Linked DNA regions of Homo sapiens: region 2 is linked to region 1. A link is an interaction called in ENCODE POLR2A ChIA-PET data of the cell type or tissue named here. Cell type or tissue: PC-9. All regions are shown on one strand. Links, peaks and the distances in the headings refer to the core of each region. The heading gives the core; the rest is flanking DNA. Region 1 overlaps LOC105370148 (a long non-coding RNA gene). Region 2 holds the start of LINC00398 (long intergenic non-protein coding RNA 398).

Region 1 (10,642 bases), core at 7,123-9,622:
CCTACCATTTACTGGTTGTCCTCAGGGAAGTTATTTAATCCAACTGAGCCTTACTTTCATTTGCAGAATGGGGATGATAATAGAAGGTACCTATCTAAGAGGAACCTTGGGAGGTGATGTAAGACATTCATGGCACCCAGCACTGTGCTGAGGTGCTCAGTAAGTGAAAATCCCTTCTCGCCAGCTGTCATGGGCGTTATTTTTTCTGCCTGCCTGGCATGTCTGTGAGGCACCATCCCTGCCCATTCTGCAGTAATGCTGGGGGCCTGGTGGTTTGATTCTCCATCATCCTCACCAGTAGCTTGGGCAGATAGCTCTGCACAGTGACTTCAGGTACCAGGTCACACTCACTGGCTCTTCTCTTCCCTTCTTCTACTTTTTTTTTTTTTTTGAGACATAGTCTCCCTCTGTAGCCCAGGCTGAAGTGCAGTGGCACAATCTTGGCTCACTGCAACCTCCACCTCCCAGGTTCAAGTGATTCTTCTGCCTCAGCCTCCCAAGTAGCTCGGATTACAGGCATGCACCACCATGCCCAGCTAATTTTTGTGTTTTTAGCAGATGGGGTTTCACCATGTTGGCCAGGCTGGTCTTGAACTCCTGACCTCAAGTGATCTGCCACCTCGGCCTCCCAAAGTGCTGGGATTACAGGCATGAGCCACCATGCCCAGTCTCTTTGTGACTTTCTTACGGTAAGAACTATGTTACTCTGGAGCTGCAAGGTCTGCCTTTGCCCCTACATAAGGAAGGCCCATCTGAGAAGGGAAGCAACGCAGAGCAGAGTTTAGCTGAGAGATGGGCAGAGAGAAAGTCCTGAGGATGTCACTTGAGCTCCTGGATATGGCTGAGCCTAAACTAGATGCCCCCTAAAACTTCCAAATTATGTGGATCAGTAAATTCCCATTTTTGTTTTGTTGGTTGGCTGATTTTTTTGTTGTTGTTGCCTGCAACTGCAAAAATCCAAACTAATATACTGTTTTTCCCTGCCCTGGTTCGTAACTTTGACAGCTTGTGTAAGATTTTCATGAGTCTCTGGCTCCCCTGGGTGGCAAAGAGAATAAATTCACATTTCTAGGAGTCCCACTCTCTGCACTAGCATGCTCCTTTCTACAGTTTATTTATGTTTCGACTCCCCTAGTCTCAAACATACTTGTGTGTAATCTTAGCCCACAGATGTTTTGGCAGAAATTTCTTTTTCATGGTTATACTGCTTTTCTAGCTGTGGTGGTTCTGGGTCTGCAGTCGGTCAAATCTCATCCCTGGTCCTGCTTGGGGTGGCCATTGAATTGGGTTTGAGTCAGTGGTACAGTGAGTGGCCCAAGTTGGGGGGCAGTGGGTCACCCTCTTCTAGGAGCAGTCAGCGACACAAAACACCATCTTGGTATTATTAGAAGGTTGTACCAACCAGCTATAGGAACAAGCCCCAGTGCCAACATGATTTTAAAAGTCCTAGCCAGAGGAATTAGGCTCATCCAGATTATTCTGTCTGAGGAAGAACTGACTAGTTAGAAAAAAATTACAAGTCGATAGGTGTTTTCATGATGTAAGAATCTATTTAAGAACATGAAGGTGTGGCCATATTCGTTTTATTTTGTCATGATGAATATCCTGGGGAGCCATTGCTACTGCAAAAAGGTCCCTGGAACACTTACCAATCTTTTAGTACTCAGAGACTACCTGGAAACACGTCTTTAGTATGTGCCTTTCTGAGCTGGGCTCACCTATTACATCATTGTTGCTCATTCCTTATTTTGAGCCTTGTACTTCAGAATCGCTAACCTAATCCGCATATGTATTTGTTCGTCTCCTCTGTATTTGCATACTCTGGCAGAGAAATGGAGTCCTCTTCCTCCATCCTACTCACTTTAGCTCAGGCGTCACCCACCTTATTCCCCCTTCCAACATCCTTGGCCCAGGTGAGCTACGTGTCCCACTGCTGTGTCCAAAAATTTTCTGTTCACAGAGCTGTCATTATAACGATTCCATTGGATAATTATGTTTATGGGTGTGTCCTCAACCAGACTGAGAAGCTTGAGGCACAGTTTTTAACTCTTTTTTTTCTTAAGGCCATATGTCTCCTGGCTCACGGTATGGCCCATAGCAGGCGTGCAAAGTTCATTGAATTGATATGTTCATTAAAAGTACGGGGTCGATAAAATAGCACCTGTTGAGGAACTACTGTCTAGATGCCTTAGAGAACTGTAGTGAGAATTTAACAAGAGAGCATAAATCAATGACAGGGAGATATACCTAGCACAAAGTCAACATGGTTGTTGAATGAATGATGGAAGATCTACATTTTGAAGATGAAAATGATGAAGTTCAGACAGCTTAAACTTTTTCCCAGAGTCACACAGTTAAAGTGAGAGAGGTGAGATCTGAACACAGCCCACTCTGGCCCCTAAGCCCTTGGCTTCCCCTACAGCTCCTTGTCATCTTCTGCATTATACATCTTTAGGTCTCTTGCCCCAGCAGGCAGGCAAACATTTTTCATTGTTGACAATGACCCTTGAATCAACTGTAACACTTTCACATGATGGCTTTCCATGGGAGGAATTCCAGAAATATTTGTTGCATGAATGGATGAATGAATAGACTTGGGAAATTTCCAGTGCTGAACAAAGGTGCGTGGACTAGTCCATTTAGGGCATGATACTATATATCCCTTTAGAACATGTACCAACATCACTATAGCAATCCACTAAGCAGAAATATAACGTGTTATAAAATAACACTGGAGACAGGGCCAAAAGAACAATGTCATAGAAATAAAGGTAAAGAAAAGAAAGTTAACCTTTCTAGGACAGTGATAGATTTTAAATCTGTGGTATTCAGAATATTCTTATGAATTTTTCACAATGGAATGGAGGTATTTTGACCTCCCCTCTAAAATCTGATTCTCTGATTTAGAATTATCTGCAAAGATATTCACACAGATATATGTAGTTTTTTTGAAATTTGTGGACTATCAATTATCTAGGCAGTCACGCAATATGAACAGCACAATATGAAAGATGAAGATAAGGAAACAGTTTTGCTGTTCTCTTTCATAATCCTGGGAGAGGGTTATGAAGGGAGTGAAGTGACTCGGAAGTGTCTTAGGTAACCAAGCATTAGTAATCAAAGCAATAACAACCATAGCTGTCAGCTATTGTGTGCCCTTTTAATGGAAGACATCTGGCTTAGGTGATATTACTTTATTAATTGGTCCCCACAATACCACAATGAGGTAGGATTTTTTTTTTTTCTTTTTTCGAGATGGAGTCTCACTCTTGTTGCCCAGGCTGGAGTACAGTGGCGCGATCTCGGCTCACTGCAACCTCCACCTCCTGGGTTCAAGCGATTCTCCTGCCTCAGCCTCCCCAGTAGCTGGGATTACAGGCGCCCGCCACCACCCCCAGCTAATTTTTGTATTTTTAGTAGAGACAGGGTTTCGCCATGTTGGCCAGGCTGGTGTTGAACTCCTGACCTCAGGTGATCCACCTGCCTCGGCCTCCCAAAGTGCTGGGATTACAGGCGTGAGCCACCGCACCTGGCCAAGGTAGAATTTCTTACCCACATCTTACTGGTAAGATTTTAGAAGAGTTAGGCAGTTTGCCCGAGAAAGGTTGCAGATGCCAGGATTTATACCCAGCTCTGCCTGACTCCACACACAGTCTAGAGGGTTGTCTTGTGACTATTACTATAATACCAAATGCACAGTACAGCTGCCAAGGCCCTTAACCTTGCTGCAGTTCTGAGAGTTGGTTCTCTTTCAGTTTCCTGAAGGCAGGAACGTGGGCTGTTCGTCATGGTATCTCCAGCACAAAGCAAACGGCTGCCACATTGTAGGAGTTCATCCAGATCACTCTATATGAGGAAAGTGCGAAGGTGACTTGCTAGAATAAAACATTTCAAGTCAAAGGCTAATAGGTATTTTCATTATGTAATCTATAAGGACATTTAAAACCATAAAGGTTTGGCCATGTTGGTTTTATTTTATCCTAATTAATATCATGGAGACCTACTGCTATTCCAAAAAGCCAATAAGGTCCTTGGATTCCTCCTTTTGTTACTGGTGGAGAGTGTCTAGGTTTTTGACATCTTGAACAAAGAATTGGACAAAATGCACAAACAAAACAAGGAAAGAATGAAGCACCAAAACAAGAGATCTATTGAAAATAAAAGTACACTCCACATGGTGGGAATGGGTCTTAGCATAGGGGATCAAGGCCCCAGTTCCAGAATTTTCTGGAGTTTAAATACACTCTAGAGGTTTCCCATTGGCCACTTGGTTTACACCCCATGCAAATGAAGTAGTGGTCCGCAATCAAGAGGCTGAAGCAAAGTTACAAAGTTACATTCGTATGCAAACATCTGATTGGTTGTGGAAAGCAACCAGTCAGAGGTACTTTCAATTTTCTGTCTGCTATGCAGGAAAAGGAGGGAGGGTTTGCAAAGTTGGGGTTTTCCTTTTGATTTAGTTCTAGGAAGTCAGCCTAAATCGGCCTTAGGTTCCCTGCCTGCAGACTCTATTCTCCTGCCTCACTTTGGGAACAGCCCAGGATTCCTCAATGTTATAGTCCCCACTCACCATCCCTGCCAAGCACCCTCACATCTCCTTACACACAACAACAGACAATGGTACTCTGCCCCCAGGGAAGAGTTCTGGGTCTATTCAAAGACAGATGTGATCCTCAAGGACATGCCATAGGTCACAGTAGTAAGGGTCGAGCTTCCATTACTCCAGAGGAGAAGAAAAACCTTTGTTATTCATCTCTGCCACCAAAGGCGATAGTCTAGAGTGGATTTCCTCCTCCTAATGAGTTGCCCTCCCCATTGGAAAGGCCAGTGCAGGTCCCAGGTGGGGGAAAAGGAGGAATGGTTTGTTGTTTGTTCTAGCAAACAGGGAAGGACACTTTTTTCACTTTCTTGCAGCTGATGATGTAAGAAGGCCTGGCTCCCTCTTGCTGGTTAGGCCTCTTAGCCATGGCAGACCAAAAAGAAATCAGATAGGAAGAGAACATGCATGTATGGCTTAAGAACCTTGGCAGAGGGCTGGGCATGGTGGCTCACGCCTAGAAATCCAGCACTTTGGGAGGCTGAGGCAGGCAGATGACAAGGTCAGGAGATCAAGACCATCCTGGCTAACATGGTGAAACCCCATCTCTACTAAAAATACAAAAAATTAGCCAGGCGTGGTGGCGCGTGCCTATAGTCCCAGTTACTTGGGAGGCTGAGGCAGGAGAATCGCTTGAACCTGGGAGGTGGAGGTTGCAGTGAGCCGAGATTGTGCCACTGGGCGACAGAATGAGACTCCATCTTAAAAAACAAAACAAAACAAAACAAAAAAACAAACAAAAAAACAAAAAACAAAAAACAAAAAAAAACCTTGGCAGAGGTAGGTCAGGGATTTTCATTCTGGGGCATTTAGGAGACATGACCAACAGTGAATGATTAATAAATGATGAAGAGAGAAAGGGAGGAAGGCAGGAAGAAACGAAGGAAAAGGAAAGGAGCAATTTTTGATTCATTCAACAAAGGCCTATAAATAAAAAGAGAAAGGACAGTCTTCGGGAGCTCACAGCCCTTGGGGGAATCAATAAACAAGCCCTAAAGTTTGAACAACTCAGACAGAAATCAGAGGCAGCTGAGCAGAGCAGGGAGCGCGGAGCAGTACTCCCCTTTCTTCTCAAGAGGAATGGAGTTGCGGGGTCGAGGGGGCAGTGGGGAGCTGTTGGGAGGGAGCCACAAAGATTCTTATGCACCCAGCCAGTCTGACCACGGTAATATAAGGCAGAGTCCTACAGAGCCATATGCCCCTTGGCTATCTTCTTTTTTCTTTTTTTTTTTTTTTGAGACAGAGTCTTGCTCTGTTGCCAGGCTGGAGTGCAGTGGCACAATCTCGGCTCACTGCAACCTCCGCCTTTCGGATTCAAGCGATTCTCCTGCCTCAGCCTCCTGAGTAGCTGGGATTACAGGTGTGTGCCACCACGCCCAGCTAATTTTTGTATTTTTAGTAGAGACGGGGTTTCACCGTGTTGGACAGAATGGTCTTGATCTCTTGACCTCATGATCTGTCTGCCTCGGCCTCCCAAAGTGCTGGGATTACAGGTATGAGCCACCATGCCTAGACTGCCCCTTGGATATCTTCCTATGCAGCCTTTAATATAACCAACTAGGGAAACTGGTTTTATTTAAGTGGAACTTATTTAATAAAAATATCTCCATTCTGGGAGTGGAAACTTAAATCTATGTGACTTGGTTTTTTCATATGACCGGGAATGATTGGGAGCACCTGTTTGATGACGTAGCCGTGCTGGCAGTCGGAGGAGCCACAACAGAGTTGGGTGGGGCGGAGTGCTGGCATTTAACAGCAGCTAACAGCGTGAGGGCCGGCTACACACCTGGCTTAGTGCAGGGCACTGGGCACAGAGAGATGCGTAAGCATGGATGGCACACCAGAACCCAGGCGAAAGGAGCTTTGGGAGTTGGGAGGCACCAGCCGGCGGGTTATCTGCCTGGGCCTGGGAGAGACAGAGGCTGGAGACATGGCAGGGACAAGGAGCTCAAGACACTCTCCTGCCTTTTTGTCTTGGGCTGACCCTGTTCCCTCTTTTCAGAGACAAAGGGGAAAACATTTATATTGTCAAAATATAAAAAGAGTTGTTAAATGGTGAAAGGCTAAGAGAGCCTTTGTAAGCAGGAAATAAGGTGGACTAACGTATTTATGGAGAATGGGCTTCTTTAATGAAAGTAACAAATTACACACTTCCTCAGGAAAAACAGAATTGTAACCGTTTCTTCAGGCACATGTGAAAAGAAAGAAAGAAAGGAAGGAATAGTTAGTATCCTGTATCTTTTCTATTCCAAATTATGATGAGGTCGATTCAAAGTCCTTGTACATAAAGATGAGTCATTTCAGTACAGACTCTTTGGGTCTAATTTACATTTCAGAATTTAAAAAGCTGGTTTCAGTGTTGTTGGCCAGCAATATTAGCTTTCTAAGAGTAACTGAATTTTTTTCTAGGAAGTCTCATCTTCTCCAATGCTTTATTCCTTCCTCTCAATATATTTTAACCTCATGTTTGCTGGTGTGGAAAGCAGCTGAAAGGCATGTAGAATAATTTGAGTGCCTCATCCTTCAGAATAGGCAAGAAATTCCCTTTTTGCTGTTTTCCCATTGATGCCAAGGAATTAAATAAAGCAACCGTAATTTGTATGGCTTTGAGTTGTGTCTCTCCTTTCCACATTATTCTAGTCATCCACCATTAGACAAGTGGTTATATACATCCTTGCCAAGATGTAACTTTGCAATCAGATAGTGAGTTCTTCCGAAGTGTCCGGAAGGAGGAATTTCATTTCACTTGGCACAAATGAGGTAAGAACAGTATGACTTGCTCAATAAAAACAGGTACCCAAAATGTTTTTTATTCTACCACTCCCACCCTCCCTAGTGGATTATTAATTAGTTTAGGGGAACTGAATGCACCCTTGGTTCCAACAGCTTAATGAGCTACCCCATGAGGGCATCTGTAATATGTCTCAAGAGCTCAGACACATCCTGGTTTCAGAATCCTCTGACACACAGAAAAATACACCAACAATTTGTAGTTATTTTCCCACCAAAATGAAGGTGCTTTTTTTCAACACAGCAAACCTAAAGAGTCTGTACTGAAATGACTCATCTTTATGTACAAGGACTTTGAACTGACCTCATCATAATTTGGAATAGAAGAGACACAGGATACTAACTCTTCCTTCCTTTCCTTCTTTTCACACATGCCTGAAGAAACAAAAGAAAGAAGAAAAGAGGAATCTATTTCTGGTATATAAATTTAGTTTTCAGGGTGGAAAATCAGAATATTATGTAGGGCAACAATGATTCTGGTTATCCAAATATTAACTTTCTTTCTCCTTTCTATGATAGAATGACTAAGGTAACCATGAATGTAAGAATTAATTAATAATTTTCAGTCACTATGTGGGCATTCTAATTATTATTTCATAAGTAAAGAAGCCAAGGTGGCTGGGCACTGTGGCTCACACCTGTAATCCCACCACTTTGGGAGGCCGAGGCAGGTGGATCACGAGGTCAGGCGTTCAAGACCAACCTGGTCAAGATGGTGAAACCCCTGTTTCTACTAAAAATACAAAAATTAGCCAGGTGCGGTGGCAGGCGCCTGTAATCCCAGTTATTCAGGAGGCTGAGGCAGGAGAATCGCTTGAACCCAGGAGGCGGACATTCCAGTGAGCTGAGATTGCACCACTGCACTCCAGCCTGGGTGACAGAACAAGCCTCTGTCTCAGAAAAAAAAAACAAAAAAACCCAAGGCAAAGGAAAACAGTGAATTGTATGTACCTTTCTGAAGGAAGTAATTGATAATCACAAAAATACTTTCAACCACAGTTCAATATTACCTTCTTGGAATAGGCAGTGCACATTTGTACAACAGCAGGCATGTCTCGTAGCCAAATGAGAGATGTGTCCCTCCTCTTGTAACCTAATACAGGTTGGAGTTGTCTGACTCATTCAGATCTGGGTTACCGTTCTCCCATCTCTTAGCCTCTGTGGCTCAGAAATCAAACAGTGCTCTATTTTCTTTCAAACACATTCTGAGACTCTGCCCTTTTTGTATTAGGCTTAAATCAAAGCTACTGCTCTTAACCAGGGACAACTTTGTCCATTGGTGACATTCGGCAATGTCTGGAGACATTTTCGGTTGTTGCAATTGGGCCAGGGGTGAGGTGGTGGGGGTGTGGGGGGTGCGGGAGGAAGAGCAGGACACTGCTGCTGGCAACTAGTAGGATGTGGCCATGGATGCAGTTAATTATTCAGGGTGCAGGACAGCCCACACGATGACTATCCAGCCCAAAATGTCAACAGTGCCAAGGCTGAGAAACTCTGCATTAGAGAAAAGCATTTCCCAATAAGTTTGTTTTTTCATTCAACTATTCAACAAATATTGATTGAGCATCTATAATGCACTATAAAGAAGAAAAACAATCACTGCCCTCTGGGTCAGACAATCAAAGAAGGGAAGTACCTAACACACACACACACACACACACACACACACACCCCAAGATCACTGCAGCTATATGTTGTAGTATAGAGTGTGGTACATGTTGTGAAGGAAATCAGTGGATAACAACAGAGAGTGAACCAGGAGGTGCTTTAGGTAATATGGTCATGAAAGACCTTCCTGAGGAGGTTACTTGCTTTGGGTAGCAAGTAACAGAAACCCCAATTCAAGTTGGCTTAAGTGGTGAGGAAATGTATGGCTGGCATAACTTAAATCTAGAGGTAGGGTGGGTCTCAAGACTGACTTCAGCCCTAGGCTCCAACTTAATTTTCTTAGTTCTATCCACTTCCATGTGTCATTTCCTTTTCAGGATGATAGTAAGGTTGTTGTAATGGTTCTGGGCCTCATAACCTCACACAACAGCGCCTGGAGGAAGAAGAAGATGGAGGGAGTGGAAGGAAAGGGATGGAAAGGGGCAGAGAAATACCCTCATACCCAGGCATTCTAAACCATAGCCCTGAAAGTCACCCTGATTGGGCTGCCTAGGTCACCTGACCATCCTGGAACCAACGACTGTGGCCAAGGGGAATAGGATGTGCTGATTGGCCTAAGCCAAACAGTGACCACCCTCCGCATTCGGGCTGGCACCAGCTTCTCCTTAACTGGACAAGAACTGGGTGTACTTTGGGGAAGGGTAATGTGCTTACTGGGTGGGCATTCAGAAACCTTCTCTACAGATGGTGAAGAATTCAATAGAGCCTTGAAGGATGAGGAACTGGCCTAGCCAGGAGCCTGAGGAAGAATTTTCTAGGCAGGGGAATAAAGGAACACCTTGATGTGGGGTAGGGGGCCAGTGTGCCTGAGCACGGTGTTCCAGTGGCAAAGTGGCTCACAGTGAGTTTGGGGGCAGACATGAACATTTTCCTACACATTGAGTTTTTGTCTGCCACATTTATTACAAAATATGATCCTTTTTAGGCTAAAAGAAACATCATTTTACATATCTTTTCCATGTCCTACCAGACAAAACATACTTACCTTATTTCTAGGTGTACCTTTTTATAAGTCTCTGCTCCCTGCGTGATTTCCCCATGCATTCCTATTTTTAGATGATCATTCTATTATAACTTAAAATAAGGACAAAATAGGTTTTAGCAGAACCAATTAAGGTTTAAAAGATACATTTTCAGGTTAATATATAAGAAGAAAACAAAAATCTTTTGGTAAGCAAATATTGAAAAAGGTTCAAACGGACAAGATTTCAGATAATTGAGTATTCATGATGCCCCAGCATTGCAGAGAAGTGACAAAACACATCTTGATTTAGAACAAGTTTTATACTACTTCTGTAACCCTCCAGACCCTGGCATTATGCTGGTTATAGAGAAGACTGCCATACTGGTTGATACCAGAAATTCAAAGTCATATGCACTTTCATGTATATTACTCTATCTGCATATCCCCTCCTTTGCCCATCTCTTCCTCCTTTCAAGGAAGCCTGGCATAGTTTTTTATATCTACTGCATATTATCTCTTTGAATGGCATTTTTGTTTGGGCTTTTCTTAATTTTGCATTTTTGTTTTATTGTTCTTTGGAAGTGGTCTGTTTCTGCTTCCAATTTTGAGGTCCTTCTTATTCT
Region 2 (10,642 bases), core at 5,349-7,848, 370 kb after region 1:
CAGTGTTGTGCGAGGGAGGTGAAGTCGCTTCTTGATCAGCCGTATTTCTTGCCTACACTTGACACCGTCACCAGCCCAGGCGCCTTTCCGGTCACCCTCACGGAAAGGCTCATCCACGCTGGAAGGAGGGAACCTCCTCGTTAACCTCTAGCATGCCGGTGCCTGCCACCCCAGGGCGCGGGAGCCCGCAGGAGCAGGCGTGTGGACGTCCTGAGAGCTGCCACTAGATGGCGCGTCTGCCCTGCCTACTCAGGAGCCCCGCTCAGGGCACCGGGTGCGGGAGCCCGGCTAATTGCCCTCTAATGAGAAGGCTGCTCCCAAAGTGCCCTCCTCGCAGGGAAAGCCCCAGGCTCCTATCAAAGGGAATGGCTTATTTATCCTCTAACGTGAAGAAACTTCCACACAGCATCAATTAAACACATTAAATGTGACCAGAGTGAGAAAACATCTAAAGGATAGAATATTGAATTGTTGCCACTGACAAATATCAAACCACCCATTCTGGTCTCGGTGGCGTGTACAGTTGACCTTGAACAACACAGGTTTGAACTGTGTGTGTCCAGTTAGAGGTGGACCTTCTTCTGCCTCTGCCACCCCTGAGAAGCGGGACCAACCCCTCCTCTTCCTCCTCCTCCTCAGCCTACTCAGAAGACCACAAGGCTGAAGGCCTTCATGGCGATCCACTTCCACTTAATGAGTAGTCGATATACTTTCTCTTCCTTATGATTTTTTAAATAACAATTTCTTTTCTTTAGCTTACTTTATTGTAAGAATATAGTATATAATACATTAACATACAAAATATGTGTGAATCGACTATTTATGTTATCAATAAGGCTTCCAGTCAACAGTAGGCTATTAGTAGTTCAGTTTGGGGGAGTCAAAAGTTGTATATAGATTTTAAACTGTGTGGGGATTGGCACCCCTAAAGCCTTCATTACTCAAGAGTCAACTGTAGGTGGGCCCTGGGAAGGTTCTCAATTTTTTTTTTTTTTTGAGACAGAGTCTGTTTCTGTCACACAGGCTGGAGTGCGGTGGTATGATTTCAGTTCACTGCAACTTCCGCTTCCAGGATTCAAGCAATTCTCCTGCCTCAGCCTCCGAGAAGCTGTGACTACAGGTGCGTGCCACCATGCCCGGATAATTTTTGTATTTTTAGTGGAGACGGGGTTTCGCCATGTTGGCCAGGCTCGTCTCAAACTCCTGACCTCAAGTGATTCACCAGCCTTGGCCTCCCAAAGTGCTGGAATTAAAGGTGTGAGCCACTGTGCCTGGACGGTTCTCAAATTTTCTGAGATCAGATGGAGTCTGCCCCTCCACCTGGCAGGCTGAAGGCTGGGGCTTGCAGAGATGTGGTGTCTGTTACCCCAGACACTGCAGGTGACCTTGCCTCTTACTAACTTTTCTTATCAGTACCATTTGGACCCTCACACTCATGAGGATGTGGGTGATAATGTGGAGGTTAAATAATATGGTCACTGATGATATTTTCTATACTGTCTGTTTGCAGGGCAGAGTCTTACAGATCTGGACCACAGCAGACCTGAATCAAATAAGAATATGCCCAGATATGGGGTATTCGGGAGCAGATTATGAAACAAGGAAACTGAAGTCCTAAGCAGATCCACAGTTCCAAATTCTGAACCGCTTGAGGCCACATCAGATACAGGATGCTATTATGCTATTAGGGCTGTGGCTTAGTACATTATACAGATGGTGGGGAAAGGCCTGCAGGAGAAAGGCCTACCATTCCTGGATTCCAAAAATAGTGGTCTCCTAAGCAATCGATCTGCTTTTATGTTTAATATTCATCTGTTTCCCTTTCCCAGTTAACTCCTAGAGCCAAACTCACGGCCCACAGGAAGGAACCATATCAACCTGCACGGTGTGCTTTTAATTTCCCTCACCTTGTTCCAGCCTCTATTTTATGTTGCCACTCTTTTCTTTCCTTTCTTTTTTGCTCAGGCTTTTAGTACATATTTAACTTTTATTTTATGTCTCCTCCTCTTCAAACCACCTTAAGTCCTTTTTGGAATAGAGCAGAACACAAATAAAATAGGTGTCAGATACATTCTCTCTGTGACCTTGCATTGGGTCAAAGGACTCATGAATGTGTGTTACCTGTAATCTTTTGTGGAAAAGAGGATTTTAAAATTCTCTGCCAGCCTTCCCAAGTGGTGACATTTTCCTATACTACTTCTTTACTATTTCCTTTAATTTTGATTAACCTTTGACTCAGACACCTCTGACTAGTATCTTCTAGACTTTTCTCTTTTGCATGTAATACACAAAGCCTTCTTTTTTTATTTTCTAATTTCAGAAAGTGTATATTAATTTATTAGAGAACTTAGGTGGCTGATTGAAAAAAAAAGGAGGGAGGTACAGATTTAAACTTTTTTCCATCAAGAGTATTGCAAACCAGCAATACCATTTCATTAGTCTGGCTGGTGCTTTCAAAACCTATCAAGGAACAAGGAGAAAGTCACGGCAGGGTCACTCAAAAATTCATCTATCGCCAGGCGTGGTGGCCCATGCCTGGAATCCCAGCACTTTGCCAGGCCGAGGCAGGCTGATCACTTGAAGTCAGGAGATTGAGACCAGCCTGGCCAACATGGTGAAACCCCGTCTTTACCAAAAAGACAAAAATTAGCCAGGCATGGTGGTGTGAATCTGTAGTTCCAGCTACTCTGGAGGTTGAGGCAGGAGAATTGCTTGAGCCCAGGAGGTGGAGGCTGCAGTGAGCCAAAATCGTGCCACTGCACTCTAGCCTGGAAGACAGAGCAACACCCTGTCTCAGAAAAAAAAGAAAGAAAGAGAGAAAGAGAAAAAGGAAAGAAAGACAGAAAGACAGGAAGGAAGGAAGGAAGGAAGGAAGGAAGGAAGGAAGGAAGGAAGGAAGGAAGGAAGGAAAGGAAATAATCGTCTATCCCCTAAGTAATATATGTGGCTGCTCTTGCTATTACAAGTATTGAGAGACTTCTCGAAGGCCTCAATTCCTGAAACTCAAAGATTGCCCCCAAAATCCAGACATGGTAGGTGCTCAGTGCTATCTATTGAATGAATTAATGAAGCCAAACCAAGAGGCTGGGGAAGAATTAATGAATTCATTGGGTCTGTTCATGGCAGTTCTGAGGCCCCAGATGGGACTGATGTATTTTCAAAGACATCAGTCTTTGAAAATTTGCTAAACTGTTGCTGTGGTATTCTCAAGGAGAGAGGGGCTGAGCAGACATGGCTGGTCTCTGAAGAAGGGCAGTTTTGAAGCAGAAAGCATCAGTGGACCAGGAAAACTTCTTTGCAGAAGCCCCTGGAAATGCCATTATTCTATAAAATGAGCCCTTCCCTTTCCTCTTCCACCCACCTCCCCTCCTTCAAGTAGAAATAACTTGCCTCATTCATTCCAGCAAGGAAACCCAAGACCTCGATCCTACAGCCTCTCCTTCCCTATGCTGCCTTCTGAATGTGTGTCCTGAGAGTTTGGTGTTTTTCCCCCTGAAAGATTTTATGTCATTGGCCAGGCCTAAAAAGCTTGAAAGAACAAAGAATATAATTCGTCTGTGGGTTTGGCCTGTCTGAACAACAGATTTCTCTAATCCAGGACAAAAGCTGGACTTGCCAAGGACACACATTTGTAATTAAAATCTGCATTTATATTTGAAAATTTCACCAGTTGGTATTTTTTTTCAAGTCGGCGGACGCATCTCTTTCTCCCTGGCTCCCAGCTCTCGTGCCTTCGCGTTGACTTCTTTTTCAGGATCTTGGCGCACCTAAGCCTTGTGGGGCCTGGCTTTCTAAGGAGCAGCAGAGAATGCTTGGGTGAGGAGGCCTCTCAGCAGGCTGGAAGCGTTTCCTTTCCTATCCAGCCTCCCTCCCTGCCAGGGAATCGTCAAGCCTGAGGGAAGTGCTCCCCCTCCTATGTTTACGAAGCACTAAATTTACGAAGTCATTAATTCCCTTCATAAAGACGGAGCCTAATGGAGTTTTCTATTAGTCATTGAGATCGCGGTTATAACCCTGAAAGATCAAGAAAGCAATCAGGAGTCTAAATTGAAGTGGGAGTCGGGGGGACAGCAAAGACGTTTCTCCTCTTTAGCTGTCAGACTTTCCTGTTTTAAAGGGAAATATTGTGAATATCTTAATCACTACCTCACACATTTGTTTATTATTATTTTTCCTTTTCAGAACATTCAGAAATGTTGTGTAGACGCACAGGATTCATCGTCCAGGCATGTATATCTCAGGGGGCGGTGTTCTTTGTCCTAGTAGCTGAAGCTACCCAAAGATTCCCCCAAAATCCAAACACAGTAGATGCTCAGTGCTATGTGTTGAATGGATACATGAAGGAATGCAGCCAAACCGAGAGGCTGGGGAAGGATTAATGAATTCACGGGCTGTTTGTGGCAGTTCTCTGACCCGAGGCCCCACATGGGACTTTTGTACCTTCAAAGATGTGAAGATTAGCTAAACTGTTGCTGTTTAGCAAATCTTCTAGGGTGAGTTTCTAGGGTGTTTCTAGGGTGAGTGGTCACCTTAGGGAGAGCCAGGGTCAGGGTCACGGCCCCCACAAGGCCAGGCACACAGCCCTGGGGTGCTCTGGACAGGAAAACTAGAAATAGAGGACCCTGTTTTCCCAGTGCCCAAATTACTCAGGCCTCCAGGGAGTCCCTTACCCCATTCGAGGCCATAGAGCTGCAGGGAGCCATCCTGCCCTGAGCCTGCTCGTCTCTTTGCAAGCCCAGGCCACCCACTTTGGGCTTTGGGCGGAGAAGACAGGTGTATTTCTAGTCAAGAGAAGTTTCCCTGCACAGAGTCCAAGGAACGGCCTCCTCTGGGGCCTTACAGGCCCTCCACAGCTCAACAGTGAGCCCAGCAAAGACGCCTCTTGACTTCGGTGTAGCCTCATCTTCCAGAGAATTCCCTGAGATGCCACGTGGCTGTAAGAAACGCTGCTGCAGTCCAAGGAGACAGCAAGGGAAGCTGTGTTGGAGGGAAAGCAGCAGTTTTCAAAATACACCCACAGACTTGTACCAAGACCACCAGGAAGGGAAGCTCATTCGAAATGTAGACTCTCCCCCTACTACCGCCACCATCAGCAGCTCCTGCAAAACCAGAATGTCTAATGCCGGGGAGTGGGGGAGGTCGGCCTTCACTCGAGGAAAGAGGCTTAAAGGGTTTCTTCACCTGTCTGTGGGCCCCTGACACGTGCAGCCCTCCTGGGCTCCAGGAGTGGTCCCAGAAGACTCCCCTTTCAGGTGCAGGAATCCTGGGTTCCACAGCAGGGGTGCTGCCAGTGGCTGCCTGGGACTCCCAGGATATCCCTCCTGGTGAAGCCAGTCAGCAGATCAGAGGTTTCAGTCCTTACTGACTGTGAAATCTAGTGTGTGTGGTCACTCTTTTTACCTCCTTGCTCCTGCGTAAGATCCAAGTGGAGAGTAGAATCTCTCCACCAGCCCCTCCATAGTGTGTTTCAGGTACCCTAGACAGGGCCTCTGTCCCCCTTGGCTACCTACTTGGCACTTGGGGTCTGACCCTGTCCTGTTTACATCCCTGGCGAGGAACCTCCCTGAGCAGTTGTCAGTGGGAGAAATGTACAGGGGGGCACCAGGATCAGGGCTGACTTAAGGGAAGGAATTCCCAACCTCTGGCTGTACAGTGAGGTCAGGGAATCTTGGAGACTGTTGCACCTTTGTGGGACCCATCTCTTTGGAGAGCCTTTTGGAAGGGTGCTGGGATGTTCATCTTTGTGTTAGTCTTTCCACTGGGCCATGCCCATGCTGCTACAGGCTAGTAGCTGGAGCCAAATCCTGGCCCTGCGTCTCACAGCTGTGTGACCTCGGGTCCATTACTCACCTTCTCTGAGCTGGTTTCCCTATCTGTAAAGTAGAAACAATCATAATGATAATGGAGACAATGTTCCTGCAGCGTGAATGAGATAACAAAAGCTCATGTCAGACGCGTAGGTGGTGCTGAAACATGTCTGCTGCTTCTCCCCTCCTCCAGCGTTTCACACTGTGCACCCACACTGGGAACTTAGGGGAGTTCCTGGACCCTCAGGGGAATGATATCACAGAACCATTCTAATTGCCTAAGTCTCACAAGCAATCTGATATGCCTAGTATTTGTTCCTGAGTCTGAGAGGAGATCGTTATTGTTCATCTTTTAAAGCAACAGGTCGCCCAGTCTGTTGACGATACCTCCCATCAAGACATATGCTCCACCAAGCTAGGAGCGGATGATGCCAGAGCCGCCTTGCTTCTTGGATTTTCTTCTGAGCCCCACCGTGCTGGGGAGACTCTGAGCATGGTAAATATTTAAGCACACGTCTTGTGTAACTGTCACAGATCCGGATGCACCGGGAGCCATGGAGCCACAAGCTGGCACCTGTCTAAGTGTCCCAGCTTCGAGAGACGGTGTTTGTGCCAACATTGGGAGTCTGTTGGCGACCAGTGGCTGATAGGTAGCAGAATTCTGTGGTCTGTTAATTGTCTTGGAAGCAAATCCTTGAATTGGGAGAAAGAGAAAGCAACTGTAATTAAAGCTTCCCTTGGGCAGAATTTCCCTGTGCAGGCAGTTGGCACATTTTTTGTGTGCCCGTTAAGCTCCAGGCACTGGGCTAGGAACTTTACGTTCACTGAAGCTTTTAATCCTGGTAACAGCCAAAGAAGAGACTGTTATTGTCACCAAGAAACAAAGGCTCAGAGAGGTTAAATGGTCTGCTCAGAGTTCTACAGCTACTCGGTGTCAGAACTAGGGAATGAAGCCAGAGTTGGGAAATGTAGCTATGAAAAAAGAGAGTTGATATCACCATTTTAAAACCCTGATGCCCTGCCAGCAACATCGCCCAGAGATTGAGATCCTTGAGACCAGGGAGGAGGCTTGTGTTTGCAGGGAATGCCTTTGGGTGCCACCACTAGGTCAGACGCTAAACCACATCCTGATGCCTCATAGATGCCCATTGGGGAAATAGATTCTGTCACGTCTCAAGGTATGTATTTATTAAAACCCATGGGAATGGAAAGACAGCAGAGAAAAAGAAAGTAGAACAACACAGGATGAAGGGGCTGTGCTGCCTACAGTAAACAGAACCCAGGAAGCTGATTACAGCAGAGATGGAGGTCACCTCCCCTTCCTCTGTGCCCCTGCCATCCTCAGCATTCTCCCCCTGCTCCCTGAACAGCCCTTCCTGCCACTCATGGGACACCCTACACATGACACGGCCACTGCCAGGCTCCAGGAGTCTGGATAGGAATAACCAGATACATGATGAGCCTACAGTGTTGTTTTAAAGTTTATCTTATTTATTTATTTTAGGGGCAGGGTCTCACTCTGTCACCCAGGCTGGAGTGCAGTGGCACAATCACAGCTCAATCATAACTCACTCACTGTAGCCTTAGAGTCCTGAGCTCAAGTGATCCTCTTGCCTCAGCCTTCCAAGTAGCTGGGACTATAGGTGTACACCATCAAAACCAGTAATTTATTATTATTCTTTGTAGAGATGCTTTGCTTTGTTGCCCAGGCAGGTCTCCAACTCCTGGCTTTAAGCAATCCGCCCACTTTGGCCTTCCAAAATGTTGGGGTTACAGGAGCAGACATTGTGCCCAGCAAGGTTACAGTTTAAAATAATCACAGAAGTCCCTTTCTGAGAGAGTTCAAAAACAAATGTTATGGAAATTCTGCCAGAAAGATGTATAAGAGCTGGACTTGGGGAAGGTTTTAAGAAAGAGGGACTGGAGTGGGACCCTCACGGGTGAGTAGGGTATAGATAGTTGGGGTGGGGCTGAGGAAAGAAGCTTCTGGGTGTGACCCTATCCTCACAGAGGACAAGAGTGTGGGGAGGGAGAGAGCACAGAGCTCCCACTGGGCACCAGGGGAGGTGAGGGCGATCATGCGTGGTGCGGAAGATCACATAGGACCTTGAGAGCTACTTCTAGCAACAACTGTATTCTGAGTGCCCTTGTGGGGTCTGCTGAAGGGTTTTCAACTAATAGGATGAAATCAACTAGGAATACCAATGGGTCTGTCTGTAAGACCAGGAGCTGCCTTTAGGTCTCCAGCATAGCACATGCTCAGGTGTTATGTATGTGTTGAACTCAATTTAGGTTTATAGATAGATAGGAAAGAACAGGGATATTTGATCTGGTGTAAATCCTACTCTTCATTGGAAATGGAAGTTAATGGTTGTGAACCCCCCAAAAGAAGACAAACCCTGTAGTCACAAAGATTATGAAGTCATCTCAGGTTGATCTCTCTTTGCTGCCTATAGCCTTTCCTGGTAAATAATCAATGTTTCAACAAGTGCAAATCAAAATAACACTTCTTTTGCTCCTGGTTTATAAATGAGTCAGTGCTGAATTCTGATAGTAAGAAGCAAACCCCTATGATAGTCTACGAAGCTTGCCTCAAAGTCTATGCCTACCCTTCGTCCTGGTCTTCCAAGCTTGCTTCCCAAGCCAACCTGACGTGTGGAGAGCTGCTGATCTGAATGAGTACTTAGCTGCCAAAATGTACCCAAAATTGTACAGCAGAAATAATAGTAACATGACATATAGAATGCTAAGAAATCATTACCAAGTGTCATATCAAGAAACGCTGCATGAACTTGGACAAGAAGAGAAGCAAGCTCATTGGTTCAGTGGTTCATGCTGGTGGGGGTACTCTAGCCTCGGGAGCCACTGTTTGGACCGAACATTCCAGCTTGTCTGCCATATGCTTCTCTCTGTATTTTGGCTTCATTCTCACCAAAGGGTTGTGGACCCTTTTCCCCAGCAGTCACACAATCTGACCACCAGCAGCTTCGAGGTTCTTCTTCCTCCTCCAAAAAGGAACATTTCTTTTCTTTCTTTCTTTTTTTTTTTTTTTTGATGGAGTTGCACTCTTGTTGCCCAGGCTGGAGTACAATGGCACAATTGCGGCTCACTGCAACCTCCACCTCCCAGGTTCAAGCAATTCTCCTGCCTCAGCTGCCTCAGCCTCCCAAGTAACTAGGATTACAGACATGTGCCACCATGACTGGCTAATCTTTTGTATTTAGTAGAAATGGGGTTTCACCATGTTGGTTAGGCTGGTCTCAAACTCCTGACCTCAGGTGATCCACCTCCTTCGGCCTCCCAAAGTGCTGGGATTAAAGGCATGAGCCACTGCGCCCAGCCAAAAAAGAAACATTTCTTCCCCACCAGCAGTAGCACAAATAAATCTCAGGGAGAGACCCTGATCAGCCGTGACTGGGTTGGTGTCCTCCCTCAAGGGGACTATGGCCAGAGAGGTGGAGACACAGAAAGGGAGACAACCCCCATTCAGACCACATTGCTGGAGCCTGGGGACCAAAGGCAGTTCTGTCAAAGATGGTAGAAGGGACACAAAGGACCCATTCTGACCCAGGAAGCCAACCAAATGGTGTGCATACCAGCTTGTCATGCATGGAGGCCTGGAAGGGTTCTGTCATTCTCCTGAGTGGCCCTGCCTGGGTTTCCGGGTCCCTGCCTCCAGTTGCTTCTGATTCCTGATGATCAAAAGACCCCACTGATTTTTTTCACCTCTTTGAGTCAAACTGCCCTCTCTGCTGGATCCTTAGCAGTCACTGATGCCCGCAGTTAAAAATTCAACCTTTCATGGGTACAAAGAAAGAAGAAATAAGACCTAGCATTTGCTAGCACAACAGGGTGACTATAGTAAAACATAATTTAATTATACATTTTAAAATAATTAAAAGAATATAATTGGATTGTTTGAAACACAAAGGATAAATACTTGAGGTGATGGATACCCTATTTACCCTGCTGTGATTGTTATGTATGACATTCCTGTATCAAAATATCTCATGTAACCCATAAATATATACACCTACTGTGTACCCACAAAAATTTTAAAAAGTCAGCCTTTCTATAGAGTTAACATTGTGCCAGGTAGGCACAACAATGAGAAATGACAAGAGGAAATGATGAGCTAAAATGCCTATTTTCTCTCACGAAGCGATGTAATACAGAAGCCTTACGTTTTCTGGTTATCTGGCCAAAAGAAATCCTGTCATTGCCCTTGGTTATCAAATAGACCTCATGTTCTTGTCAGTCAGAGAATTGTGGAAATTTGCAGCTTAAAAATGTAAGGTGTGGGTGAAATCAGATTAGGTTTGACTTCATTGTTCAACAGAGGTTCACAGATGGGTCCCCTAATGACTAGGGTTTTGGTGTCCTTGGCCAAGGTTAAGTGACGAGTTAGGTCATCGGTCATTGCCATCCCTAGTGGTTAAAGCTTGGCCAGGAGCAATCCCACTTATTAAGAAAAATGCCTTGCCGAGGGGTAGAACGTTAATTTAATTTAGGGATAGTACAATTGTATCTGCACATTCTGCATTTCACTGTTGATACAGCCTGAGCCTGCCTGGCTGGTTGCAATTGTTTTAAATCCTCTGGCACCATTGATCCCTAATTGACCCCAGATTCCTGAGCGCCAGGAGCAGCCCTGACTTGTTTATTGCTGGCCCTGGGCCACCGTGCGGGTGTCCGCTGAGTTCCGCTGAGCTCAGCCACAAAGGCTGCTCTCTGACTGTGAGTCAGCCTAGCCCACGGCCAGCCAAGCCCATGGCCAGCAGGAGGACCTCCTCCAGCTTTCAAAAACAACAGGGCTTCCCTGTAGCTAAAATGCT

What was found. Peaks named below come from ENCODE experiments on the same cell type or tissue, not always from the same donor. Only the 100,000 strongest peaks of a DNase experiment are listed, where the experiment ranks them.
Region 2: POLR2A ChIA-PET joins it to region 1 with 6 read pairs; 3 of 35 experiments call an interaction of 5 or more read pairs at or near these places.

What each region holds. Positions count from the first base shown.
Region 1 is chr13:31,164,641-31,175,282 of GRCh38, reverse strand. It overlaps LOC105370148 (a long non-coding RNA gene), which reads right to left. Exons shown (of 3, transcript XR_941825.3): 2 at 10,041-10,129; 3 at 3,514-3,846. Among named protein-coding and RNA genes, the nearest start is that of HSPH1, 8.1 kb to the right of the region's middle. In PC-9, for the core only: no CTCF peak of the experiment used is centred there; a DNase peak (open chromatin) is centred at 8,482.
Region 2 is chr13:30,792,654-30,803,295 of GRCh38, reverse strand. LINC00398 (long intergenic non-protein coding RNA 398) reads right to left here and starts at 90. Exons shown (of 2, transcript NR_047012.1): 1 at 1-90. RefSeq lists silencers at 196-315, 10,370-10,642 and enhancers at 3,493-4,692, 10,100-10,616, 10,370-10,642, 9,542-10,642. In PC-9, for the core only: CTCF peaks have their summits at 6,619 and 6,879; a DNase peak (open chromatin) is centred at 6,905; H3K4me3 peaks cover 1,599 bases; H3K27ac peaks cover 2,067 bases.